Regions from separate parts of the Homo sapiens genome. Here region 2 is linked to region 1. A link is an interaction called in ENCODE POLR2A ChIA-PET data of the cell type or tissue named here. Cell type or tissue: CD4-positive, alpha-beta T cell. All regions are shown on one strand. Links, peaks and the distances in the headings refer to the core of each region. The heading gives the core; the rest is flanking DNA.

The links. Peaks named below come from ENCODE experiments on the same cell type or tissue, not always from the same donor. Only the 100,000 strongest peaks of a DNase experiment are listed, where the experiment ranks them.
Region 2: POLR2A ChIA-PET joins it to region 1 with 12 read pairs; 14 of 35 experiments call an interaction of 5 or more read pairs at or near these places.

What each region holds. Positions count from the first base shown.
Region 1 is chr17:78,341,246-78,346,607 of GRCh38, reverse strand. It overlaps LOC105371912 (a long non-coding RNA gene), which reads right to left. Exons shown (of 2, transcript NR_188632.1): 2 at 231-2,643. Among named protein-coding and RNA genes, the nearest start is that of SOCS3, 16 kb to the left of the region's middle. RefSeq lists enhancers at 1,290-1,794, 3,821-4,326 and silencers at 4,373-4,482, 4,693-4,952. In CD4-positive, alpha-beta T cell, for the core only: no CTCF peak of the experiment used is centred there; DNase peaks (open chromatin) are centred at 2,737, 3,267, 3,667, 4,627 and 2 weaker places; H3K4me3 peaks cover 1,502 bases; H3K27ac peaks cover 2,212 bases.
Region 2 is chr17:78,255,326-78,260,687 of GRCh38, reverse strand. It overlaps the pseudogene THA1P. Among named protein-coding and RNA genes, the nearest start is that of LINC01993, 20 kb to the left of the region's middle. RefSeq lists enhancers at 1,443-1,612, 1,158-2,022, 2,345-2,664, 2,675-2,724, a silencer at 1,885-1,934 and cis regulatory regions at 1,585-2,173, 3,673-4,131. In CD4-positive, alpha-beta T cell, for the core only: no CTCF peak of the experiment used is centred there; DNase peaks (open chromatin) are centred at 1,937 and 2,637; H3K4me3 peaks cover 1,438 bases; H3K27ac peaks cover 1,185 bases.

The DNA of each region.
Region 1 (5,362 bases), core at 203-5,202:
CCCTAGAGGCAGGATTCTAGCAACTGAGTCAGCCTGCCCAGAATGTGGGTGCAACTCTGCTTTCTGCTCTCAGGTGTCCCCCTTGCTGGTCTTGAGGGTTCTATGGGAAATAGAAGAGAACTGCATGAGAATGCTATTGGCCTTGATATCTCCATGTCTGTGGAGTAAGAATAAGACAGGTCACCATCCTGAAGCCCTCTCCTTGGCCCCAGCTATGAAAGAAAGAGTTCTCTCGCCCAGCGGGTTTTATTTATTTCACAACACTTTTATGGCTGTGCTTCCAGTGTGCCAAGCACTATTCTAAGCACCTGAAACGTACTGACCCATGGAGGTCTCCAGCAACTCCATGAGTTACGTACTATTCTTGTCCCTATTTTCTCAGTGGGTGAAACTGCAAAACAGGGATGTAATGTAACTTGCCCAAGGTCACACAGCTCACCAGGAGTAGAGCTGGGATCCAAACCTAGGCAGCAGGGCTCCAACGCCCCTGCCTGTGGCCAGGGCCCTCGCTGTGCCTCTTGGCCCAGCCCCACCAAGGCACTGGACATGGGCACTGGAGCCCTGGATCAGGAGAGGACAAGTGGTAAGGGCAGGGTGTGGGAAAGCTGGGCTCCAGTTCCAGATCACTGCTGCTGCCTATGACCCTGGGCAGGCACCCAACCGCCCTGCCTTGTTCCTAATCTATACACGGGGATTTCAATAAAACCTGCTTTAGGCACTGTGGTGAGGATGAGACGAGACCATATCTTGAGTTTGTTATTATTAACAGGGTCTCCCTGGGACCCAGCAAGATTCAGACCCTTCTCATTCATCCGACATCCAAGCTCACCCGCTCTTGTGGGGGGGAATAGGTAGCCGCTTCTTCCAAGGCTCAGCCACTAGGTCTCCGGCTTCCTGTCCGGGTGCGAGGAGGAAGTTGAGGAAGCATTCCTTCCTGTCCCTCCTTGGTCTCTTCCAAGTCTTTTCTTTACGTGCCTCATGCATTTCCCTCTTGTTTTTCCCAGCTGCCCTGTGTTTGACATTTGGTGATTGTATTCCTTTCCTGGGACAGCCGTAACAAAACGCCACAAACTCAGCAGCTTCAAACAACCAAAATGGATTCTCTCACAGCTCTGGAGGCCAGAAGGCCAACACTCAAGGTGTACTGGGACCGTGCTCCCTCTGAAGCCCCCAGGGAAGAATGACTTCCTTGCCCCTGCCAGCTCCTGGTGGTGGCCGGCGGTCCTGCTCGCTCCTTGGCTTGTAGACACATCTCTCCCATCTCTGCCTCCACCACCGCGTGGCCTTCTCTGTGTGTCTGTGTCCAGATTTCCCTCATATAAGGGCATCAGTCATTGGACTGGGGCCATCCTCATACAACATGCTGTTAGCCTTGATCTCCCCAGGCCTGTGGAGTACATCTTAATTACATCTGCAAAGACCCTCTTTCCAAACAAAGTCACATTTGTAGGTTCCATGCAGACATGAATTTGGTGGGGGGGGACGCCATTCGACCCAGTACAGTGGTCCTGTAGGATCTCACATTGAGAACGTTCTTTCTTTCCTTTCGTCTTCCAAGAAAAGCCTAAGAGAGGTCCACTTCCTTGCTGTTGGGTAGAGGGACAAGTGAAATGCCACTTTATGCTCTGCTAAAGACGCCCTGAGCACTGAAGACAGGCTGGAAAGACGCCCAGGGATGGAGCCCAGCAGATGGCCTGGCCACCAGCAGGGCTCAGACGCAGGCTGTGTAGCCAGGGGCGTTCCTCCCCTCTGAGCTACCTGGCGTGGCCTGGCGTGCCCCAGACATTGCCTCACTTAGCTGCGGGATGCTTCCTGCGTTTCTCTGGTGAAGAGCTTCAGTCTTTACAACCTCAGATGACCCCTCACACAAGAAACATCATGCTCTAGAAAGCTTATTTTGAGCTTCCACAGGCAAGGGGGGTGGGAGGTGGAACCGTGGAGCTGGATGTGGGAAGTAGGGACAGTGCCACAGTTCCTTGGCAGCGTCACCTAGGGGAAAGTTGAGGTGATGCCCAAGAGCCAGCCAGCTCTTTCCAAAGCCCTGGAGTATCTGATGGGGAGGTGGAGACCCCATCTCTCAGAAGCTCCTTTCTTTTTTTTTTTTTTTTTTGAAATGGAGTCTCACTCTGTCGCCCAGGCTGGAGTGCAATGGCACGATCTTGGCTCACTGCAACCTCCGCCTCCCGGGTTCAAGCGATTCTCCTGCCTCAGCCTCCCGAGTAGCTGGGATTACAGGTGCCTGCCACCATGCCCGGCTAATTTTGTATTTTTAGTAGAGATGGGGTTTCTCCATGTTGGTCAGGCTGGTCTTGAACTCCCACCCTCAGGTGGTTCGCTCGCCTCAGCCTCCCAAAGTGCTGGGATTACAGGCATGAGCCACCACGCCCAGATAGAAGCTCCTTGCAAATCCATCCACCTGGTTGGAGAGCTGGGCCTTTCATCTGCACTCTTAGTCACTGCACCCTCATCATCGTCAGGCAGCGTGATACAGAAAGCCCTGTCTGGTCTTCAGTAGCTGAAGGGAAGGTTCTCAGCTACTCTCCAAGCCCTCGCCAATCAGGGTCTGCAGTCCCAGCTCTGGGCAGCAGGTAAACGTCTTTCCCGGAGCAGCTCTCTGGGGCACCCAGGTCGGACTTGCAGAGCCTGAGAAAGGAGAGAGGGAGGATGCCAAGAAGGCATGGGGTTATGCCCTTACCTGAACCACAGGAAGGGGACCGCCCTGCCCCAGCATACCGGCAGCTGCTCTTCCAGGGACAGGAAGTCAGCTGAGTACCGAGCAAGCCGCATGCCCATGTGGCTGGGGGGTGGGGGCACCTGGGCAGTCAGCTGGGCCATCCACCACTCTTCCGGGCCACACTGGTTCCCACGCTCATAGGCCAGATGGAGTGGGGATCGGGAGCCAGCGGGGAAACCCAGTTTGCATCCCAGGACTCTAAATCCGCTCCCCATCTGTACAATGGGGATAACAACAGTTCCCGTTTTCTTGGGTGGTTGTGACAGTTCAGTGAGCAAACGCCCATATGGCGTAGTACATGGTGAGTGCTCAGTCAACACTGGCGGCTCTGATGCCCTCCAAAAGGGGCTGAGCCCCTGGACAGCCTTTTTTTTTTCTTGTAAATAACCTGGCATTTAGGTAGTGGCCCAACCTGCTTAGGGAAGAGGAGCCACCTTCCAGGCAGCCTCATCTGGTCTACTAGCTGTCTCAGGAAATCAGTGACAGCACAGCCCCTCCGCCCCCCAGTACACACACACTGGGCCCTGGCAACGGGAGGCAAGTTCTCTCTGAGTCCTCCCTACACCAGGGGCCTCTCTGGCCGGGCAGCCCAACCACAGGACAATCAGGCTTTGGGCCAGGAAGTTACAGTAAGTCAGGCCCGCCCTTCCCCACATGGGGTACCGCTGCTTCCCTGGTCCCAAGCCTCGGCTCCCCTAGAGGAAGAGAAGGGGGATCAAGACCCCTTCTCAACCCTCCCCCACCCCACTGTGCTCTGAATCCCACCCCAAGGACATGCTGGTCTTTCCAGAGATTTTCAGAGGCTGCCTCTTGCTGGCAACTTAGCAGCCCCAGCTGCACAGGGCAGCTGAAGCCGCAACTGAATTTGGGAGGAGAGGCTGACTCACCCCAGCCAGGCTGGGCCTCCGCTAATATTCTTGGGTCGCAGCCTGGGATTCCTGCAGGTTCCGACAATAGGCTGGACCATCCTCTTGTAGGAGGCGGGGTTCAAAGTAACCCCAAGCGCGGGGAGGGGAGCTCTGGCAGGGGCGTCCATGTGTCCAGGACTCTAGGCCTGGGGGTTGGGGGTGACATCGGCACGCCCCCCTCCCCAGGCCTGATGCAGGAGGAAGGAGGTGTGGGACAGGGAAAGAGGACCGCGTTTGGAGTGCACACGGCACATTACATAATTATTCTATTTTAATATAACAAGCCTGGATGGTAGCTATGACTAATCTCTAGTTAATAGGTGAGGAAACCGAGGCCGGGAGAGGTTAAGGAGTTAGGGGTGGGTGGAGGGCCGGTGAGGGGTGGCGGCTGTGACGGGCAGAGCGTGAGGCCAGGCCCCTTGGAAACTCCCCCTCAGCCTCCGTGTCCACCTAAGCTACCAGTGCGGGGCCTGCGGCTGCGGCCCGTGGGCTGTGCAGGCTCAGAGCCCCGGGACCCGCAGGCCCCAGGCCTGCATGTGTGAGCGCAGGAGGCGGGGAGGCAGACACCGCATTTCCACAGGACCCTGCGGGATCAGGGCGCAGACCGGGCGGCGGGGTCCCTCGGGGCCTCCCCTGGCCCCAGCACCTCCCGCCCGCCGCCGCGGGGTTCTTCCAGTCCATGCCAACCTGGCTCGAGCAGGACAAGGTGATCGAGGCTCAGCGGCCCCTGGTCCCCCAGCCCCACGCCCGGCCCGTGGCCATGGCAACCGCTGCGCTGTGGCTCCCTCGCCGGGCAACGGAGAGAGGGGAAGGGAACGCGCCCGGCCGCGCCGCCGGCTGCGAATTCCTCAGGCCTTCCATCAGCCCCGCCGGCCCCGACGGGCTTCCTCGCGGGCTGTGAGGTCAGCGCCCGGCTCCACCCGCCTCGGGCTGGCCCCGCGCCCGGGATCCCGGTCCCGGCCCCGCGCCCCGCCCCCACCCCGCCCGCGGACCCGCCCACCCGGGTCCTCGCGTCCCAGGGCCGGGCCCGCACCCCGCAGCCCCTCCCGGTCCACGCGCGGGCCCCGGCTCCCCGGCGAGTCCTGCAGCTGGGGCGGCCCCTGGCGCCCGCCACCCGGCCGAGCCCTATTTCGGGCGCTGGCGCTGCGGGCCGGGGCAGCCCTGCCCGGAAGGGAGGCTATTCTGGGCCGGGCCGCCCGAGCAGCTGCGGCCCCGGGCTTCCCGGCAGGGTGTGCGGCGCGGGACCGAGGGCACACCAGGGCAGGGCTCCCCTCCCTCCCCAGCGCCGCACCTTCCTCCCAGGCCGCGCCTAGCTCTCTCGCCTTTTTGGCCAGACCCAGGTCCTTCCTTAGGCCAGGAACATTCCCTAGTGCCAGGTCGCTGAGAATGTCCAGAGGCTAAGGCCATCCGGTGCCCTACCCCAGTGCCCTCCGGGCAGGTGCCTTGCCCTGAGCCTGTCCGCCCTGGGCCCCACTTCCTTCTTTTTCTTGATTTATTTTATTTTATTTTATTTATTATTTTTTTTTTAGACAGGGCCTCGCTCTGTTGCCCAGGCTGGAGTGCAGTGGCACTATCTCAGCTCACTGCAACCTCTACCTCCCCGGTTCAGGCGATTCTCCTGCCTCAGCTTCCCGGGTAGCTGGGACTACAGGCACGCGCCACCATACCTGGCTAGTTTTTGTATTTTTAGTAGAGATGGGGTTTCACCATGTTGACCAGG
Region 2 (5,362 bases), core at 45-5,044, 86 kb after region 1:
GCACACCTAGTAAAGCTGCAGATGAGAGACCCCAGAATCAGCAGCCCCACCGCCAGGCGTCCGCCCTCCCGAAGCAGGCACCTGTGCCCCAGCAGACAGGAATAAGAATGCCCACCAGCACCACCGTACATGGCCAGTCTGGAAACAAAATCCCAAATGTCCCTAAACAGGTAGAATGGAGAAATAAACTATGCTCTAGGGACCCAGTGGAAAAGTACCTGGCAGCAGAGAATAAATGACAGCCACAGCACGGGTGACTCTTGCAAACAGCCTAATGAAGCCAGACATAAAAGGAGACACCCTGATTCGACTTCTGTAAAGTTCACACACAGGCCACACTCAACACTCAACTGCTATTAAGGGATACATCTACGGTGGCAAAATCATAAAGAAAAGCAAGTCCTGGTCATAAAAGTCAGGCCAGGCCAGGCCTGGTGGCTCACATCTGTGATCCCAGAGATTTGGGAGGCAGAGGTGGGAGGACCGCTTGAGTCCAGGAGTTCGAAACCAGCCTGGGTAACATAGTTAGACTCCATCTCAAATCTGTCTATCTATCATCTATCTATCTATCTATCTATGTGTGTGTGTATATATATGTGTATATATATGTATACATATATGTGTATGTATATGTATATGTGTATATATATATGAAGAAGAATGTCAGGGCAGCAGTAACTTCTGCAGAGGGAAGGGTTGTAAATAGGAAGGAAGCTTCTGGAATCCTGGCCATGGTCTATTTCTTTTGTGTGTGTGTGTGTTTGTGTTTGTGTGTATGTGTGTGTGTGAGACACAGTCTTGCTCTGTCGCCCAGGCTGGAGTGCAATGGCACGATCTCGGCTCACTGCAACCTCTGCCTCCCGAGTTCAAGTGATTCTCCTGCCTCAGCCTCCCGAGTAGCTGGGATTCCAAGCGCCCACCACCATGCCTGGGTAATTTTTTGTATTTTTGGTAGAGACGGGGTTTCTCCATGTTGGCCAGGCTGGTCTCGAACTCCTGACTTCAGGTGATCCACCCGCCTTGGCCTCCCAAAGCCCTGGGGTTACAGGCGTGAGCCACCACGCCCCACCATGGACTATTTATTGGTCTGAGTGGCTATGGCACGGGAGTTTATTTTATATGTATTTATTCATAACACTGTACAAATATGCTTCATGAGCATTTCTGTATGCGTGGTAAATTTCTTAATTTTTTAAACAAGCAAGTGTATTTGAGCGCCCATTGTGTTGGGCACTGGGGATGGGCCATGCCGAGCTCCCGCTAGCCCACGGTGAGCTGATGGAGTGCAGGTGAACATCCTGTGGCTTCCTGTTGAAGTCATGCACAGGGTCTCCCCAGCTCTGTAGCCCCCCTGCTCTGCACCTGGCTGGGGAACAGCCCTCACGCCCCCCTCACTCCACCCCCCATTCTCTCCCGGTCTCGCACCCTCATGGCACCTCACTCTGGATTTCCGGAGATGGTGCTGAAGGCGAACCTGGAGAGGGACATCTTTCCCACTAGGGGGTCCCAGTTGGGGAAGTGCAGGGGCTTGGAGGAGCTCCCTCCCTTCCCCTTCCCACCCTCCCAACAGCACACATGACCTTGACACCCAGTGGCCCCCACGTGGGCCAAGTGCATGCCCACCATGGGCCCAGCCAGGCCCCCAGGCCCAGCGCCCTGTCCTTTGCCACCCAGTCCCCCAGGCTGGGAATGATGATGGCAGTGCCGACAACTCCCCTCTGGATCCCAAGCTATCGGGGCTGGGCTTAGGCTAGGGCGCTATAGATCCTGCAGGCTCAGGGCCAAGAGGATGGGATGGAAAGGACATTTCCCCCCCCCCACCCCCCCCACCTGTTTACCAGGACCCAGGGCCGCTATCTCCAGCTGCGATCTGCTGCCTCCCTTTATCTCAGCGGGGCCAGCCCTGGGTTCCCAGCAGCAGCCTCCCCGGCGCGCACTTCCTGCCAGCAGCCCAGCGTTACAGGAATCCGCACACTGAACTCAGCATGTGAGTGTGTGCCCACACCCCAGCGCCTGCGCCTGGGCGGGTGCCAGGGAGCCGGGGGCGCCGTGAAAGGCAGCCCACCTGGGGCTTATGTCGCAAGGCCCCCTCCAGCCAGCCCAGTGGCCTCCCACTGCTCAGGGGAGCCGCAAATCTCTCAAGAAGGCCAGGGAGGGGGCTGTCTTCAGGACCCCCAGACCTGACTCTGAGAGGCTGAGGCCAGGCCAGCCCCTGTTCCTCTGGAATCCTCGCCATGTCCTTCTGCACAGGGGTCTCACACCCTGGGGGGTGTGCACACTTCTGCCTGGGGGGTCCCAGGGGCAGGGGATGGCGAACCACATGTCCCTCCATTGTCAGTCACCTGGCTGGTGTTTACTGAGTCCTGTGGTCCTGGCACTGGGCTAGGCATGCAGGACACACCAAAGGAGGAGGGCGTCTGGGCCCTGCAGGCACAGGGCATCAGCCACACGGAGAAGTCAGAGGAGTAAACAGGCAGCTGTGACCCGTGCGCAGTGGGAAGAAAAGGTGCTATAGGCAGCACAGGAGGAGGGCTACCTCCATCCCCCACTGGGCTGGGCCAGGAGGGCTTCATGGAGAATGAGGCGTCTCAGCTAAGATCTGAAGACTTAGAAGGTGGTGACCAGGGATGCGTGCCGACGGTTGGGGGTTTTCCAGACAGAATGCAGGTGCAGAGGTCTCGGGGTGAAAGAGAGGCCAGCGCATTCGGGAACAGAAGTGTTGCAAGCCAGAGTGTGGGGCGGGGAGGCGTCTGGGAGGCAGAAGGGCTGGATCCCACAGAGGCCAGGGAGGAAGCCCCGCCGAGGGGCCCCACTGCACCCACGGACAGAGGAGCTCAGAAGTTTGGGAAGGGCTGGGCTGCAGGGGTCAGTCCTGGGGGGCAGGGGCTCAGGAGAGAAGGGAGCAGCTGGCATGTGGGGGTGGGGCCAGCCTGCGTTGGGGCAGGAGATGACCCCAGGACCTCCAGTGATGGTGACCCTTCTAGTGAGAATGTCAAGAAGAACTGCAGAGAGGGGAGGGAAGAGGGTCAGTGCTGGGACAGGGGTGGGGGCAAGTAGAGTTGGCTCCACAGAGGGCTTTGGGCTTCTCATCCCAGCCTGGGAACTGCGGCCCGTCCCCAGCTTACCAGCAAGACAACTCAGATCTCAGTTGCAGCCAGGGTCACACACACACACGTGCGCACACACACATGCACACACACACACACACCCATGTACACACGCATGCACACACACACATGTAGGAGCCCAGACAACCCCCCAGAGGCCAAGCTGGGGTCATGGGGTCCACCTGCCACAGGCCTCACTGCACCTTTCCGTGTGAGAGCCCACCCTTCTTGCTCCTCCACACTGTCAGACCCCACTGGGACAAGGCAGGGCTGGCCCAGGTGACCCGGGGACTAGATAGGAGGACCCAGAAGAAGGAAACTGTTCTGCCCCAGGTTCCCCCAGGGAGAGGCCACCTATCTGGGGAGACAGCTCTGATTTGGGAGAAAGGGAGAAAGGCCCTGTTGGGTGACCAGCTGTGCCTCTCGGGCAGGGTCCTCGGGCCTCTGTGACCCCAGCCTCCCTGCCCATCCTTCCACTGCAAAGCCGCTGGGACCATTGGCAGGGAAGCTGCAGAGGGCAGGCTTTGCAGACTGCGAAGCTTGGCAAACAGGAGGCCATTCTGTGATTCTGCCATAGCTCGAGGGGCCGGGGGTCCATTTGTTTGTCCCCCTTCTCCCCTGAGCGCTGCTATCCCTGCCCCCAGTCCCTGCCCCGCCAGACCACCTCCTTTCCTTCCCACAGAGGCCTCCGTTCCCCGCCCCCTACTTCCCAGCAGAAGGTCTGGAGCCAGACAATGAGATAAGGGGCTTGTTTTCTAAGGGCAGGAATTTGGTGCAGATTGTGGGTCAGGCCCAGAAGGGCTCTGGGGAGGGGAAGGCAGCAAGCCTGTCCATCACATGGGTGTCCTTGGGACCACTGACCCTGCGGGTACTTACAATTCCCACCAAGCTGAAGGAAGAGAGATGGAGAGCCCCTGAGAGGTCATCAGGCCCCGGATGTAGCTTTTGGGCTCCATCCCCACCCCTGCTCACTTCCCCAGCCACGCTGGCCCTCAGGGCCACAAACGCAGCAGCTCCTCTCTACCCAGAGGCTTCACCCCTGCTATCCCTCTGTCCAAAGTCGGCTCCATCTTCGAAGCTCAGCCTAATCACTGCTTCCTCCAAAAAGCCTGCCCTGCTGCCTGGACTGGGACTGTTAGAGCTGCTTCCTCGCTGCCATCCTCTCACGGCCAGCATCTTGTCCCCCACCCCTGGGACCTGAGCTCTGGAGGGCAGGCCACCTCTGCTCGCCCTAAGTCCCCAGGCCTGACCTGGAGCTGGCCTGTGGTAAAGGCCTGGCCATGACTGATCTAGGATGGGTGTCCTCCTCACCAAGGGCCACCCTCACCAGACGCTTGGCCCAGCAGCTGTGGCCCCTCCTGGATCTTTCTCCTATGGGGGACAGAAAGAGGAAGAGGAGCCGCTGAGTGGCAATGGGTGCCTGTGCTCCCTGTGTGGGGGAAGGGCACCCCACAGTCTAGACTGTGTCAGAGTTCACCCCAAAGCCCCCGGGCCCTCAGAGTTCCAAGCTGGGATCAGTAACGACAATGATAATAACAGCCACAGCTGGGCAGGTCGTGATGGCTCACGCCTGTAATCCCAGCACTTTGTGGGGCTGAGGGAGAATCACTTGGGCTCAGGAGCTTGAGACCAGCCTGAGCAACACAGCAAGACCTTGTCTCTACGAAAAACACAGAAAGATTAGCCAGGCATAGTAGCACTTGCCTGTAGTCCCAACTACTTGGGAGGCTGAGGTGGGAGGTTCACCCAAGCCCAGGAAGTCAAGAATGCACTGAGCTGTAATCACACCACTGCACTCCAGCTTGGGGGATAGAGTGAGACCCTGTCTTAAAAAATTAAAAAACAGCCACAGTGGGGTGACCACCCTGAGCTTACAGCAAGCCAGGCATTGGGGTCAGCACCAAACACATATCCAGTCACTGAATGCTCACAACAGCCCAATCTGCAGTTGAGGAAACCGAGGCACAAAGAAGCTACATGGCTTGTCCAAGGCCACACAGCTGGCTTGAACTTCAGCACCACCCTGCCCCCATGGAGGCAGTCCACCCAGGGGCAGGGGCCTATGGAGGAGGGGCTCCCCACGCATTCTTTTAGCGGTCTCCCCTTAGACTGGAACCCGGCTGGAGACATAGCCCTGTCCCCCAGCCTGGCACCTGGACACCTGGACACTGCCTGGCGCACCGAACTTGCTCAACAAATCAATACTGAAGATGGTAAACGAGGGAAGCTGTGTTTTAGGGGCAGCATGAAACAGT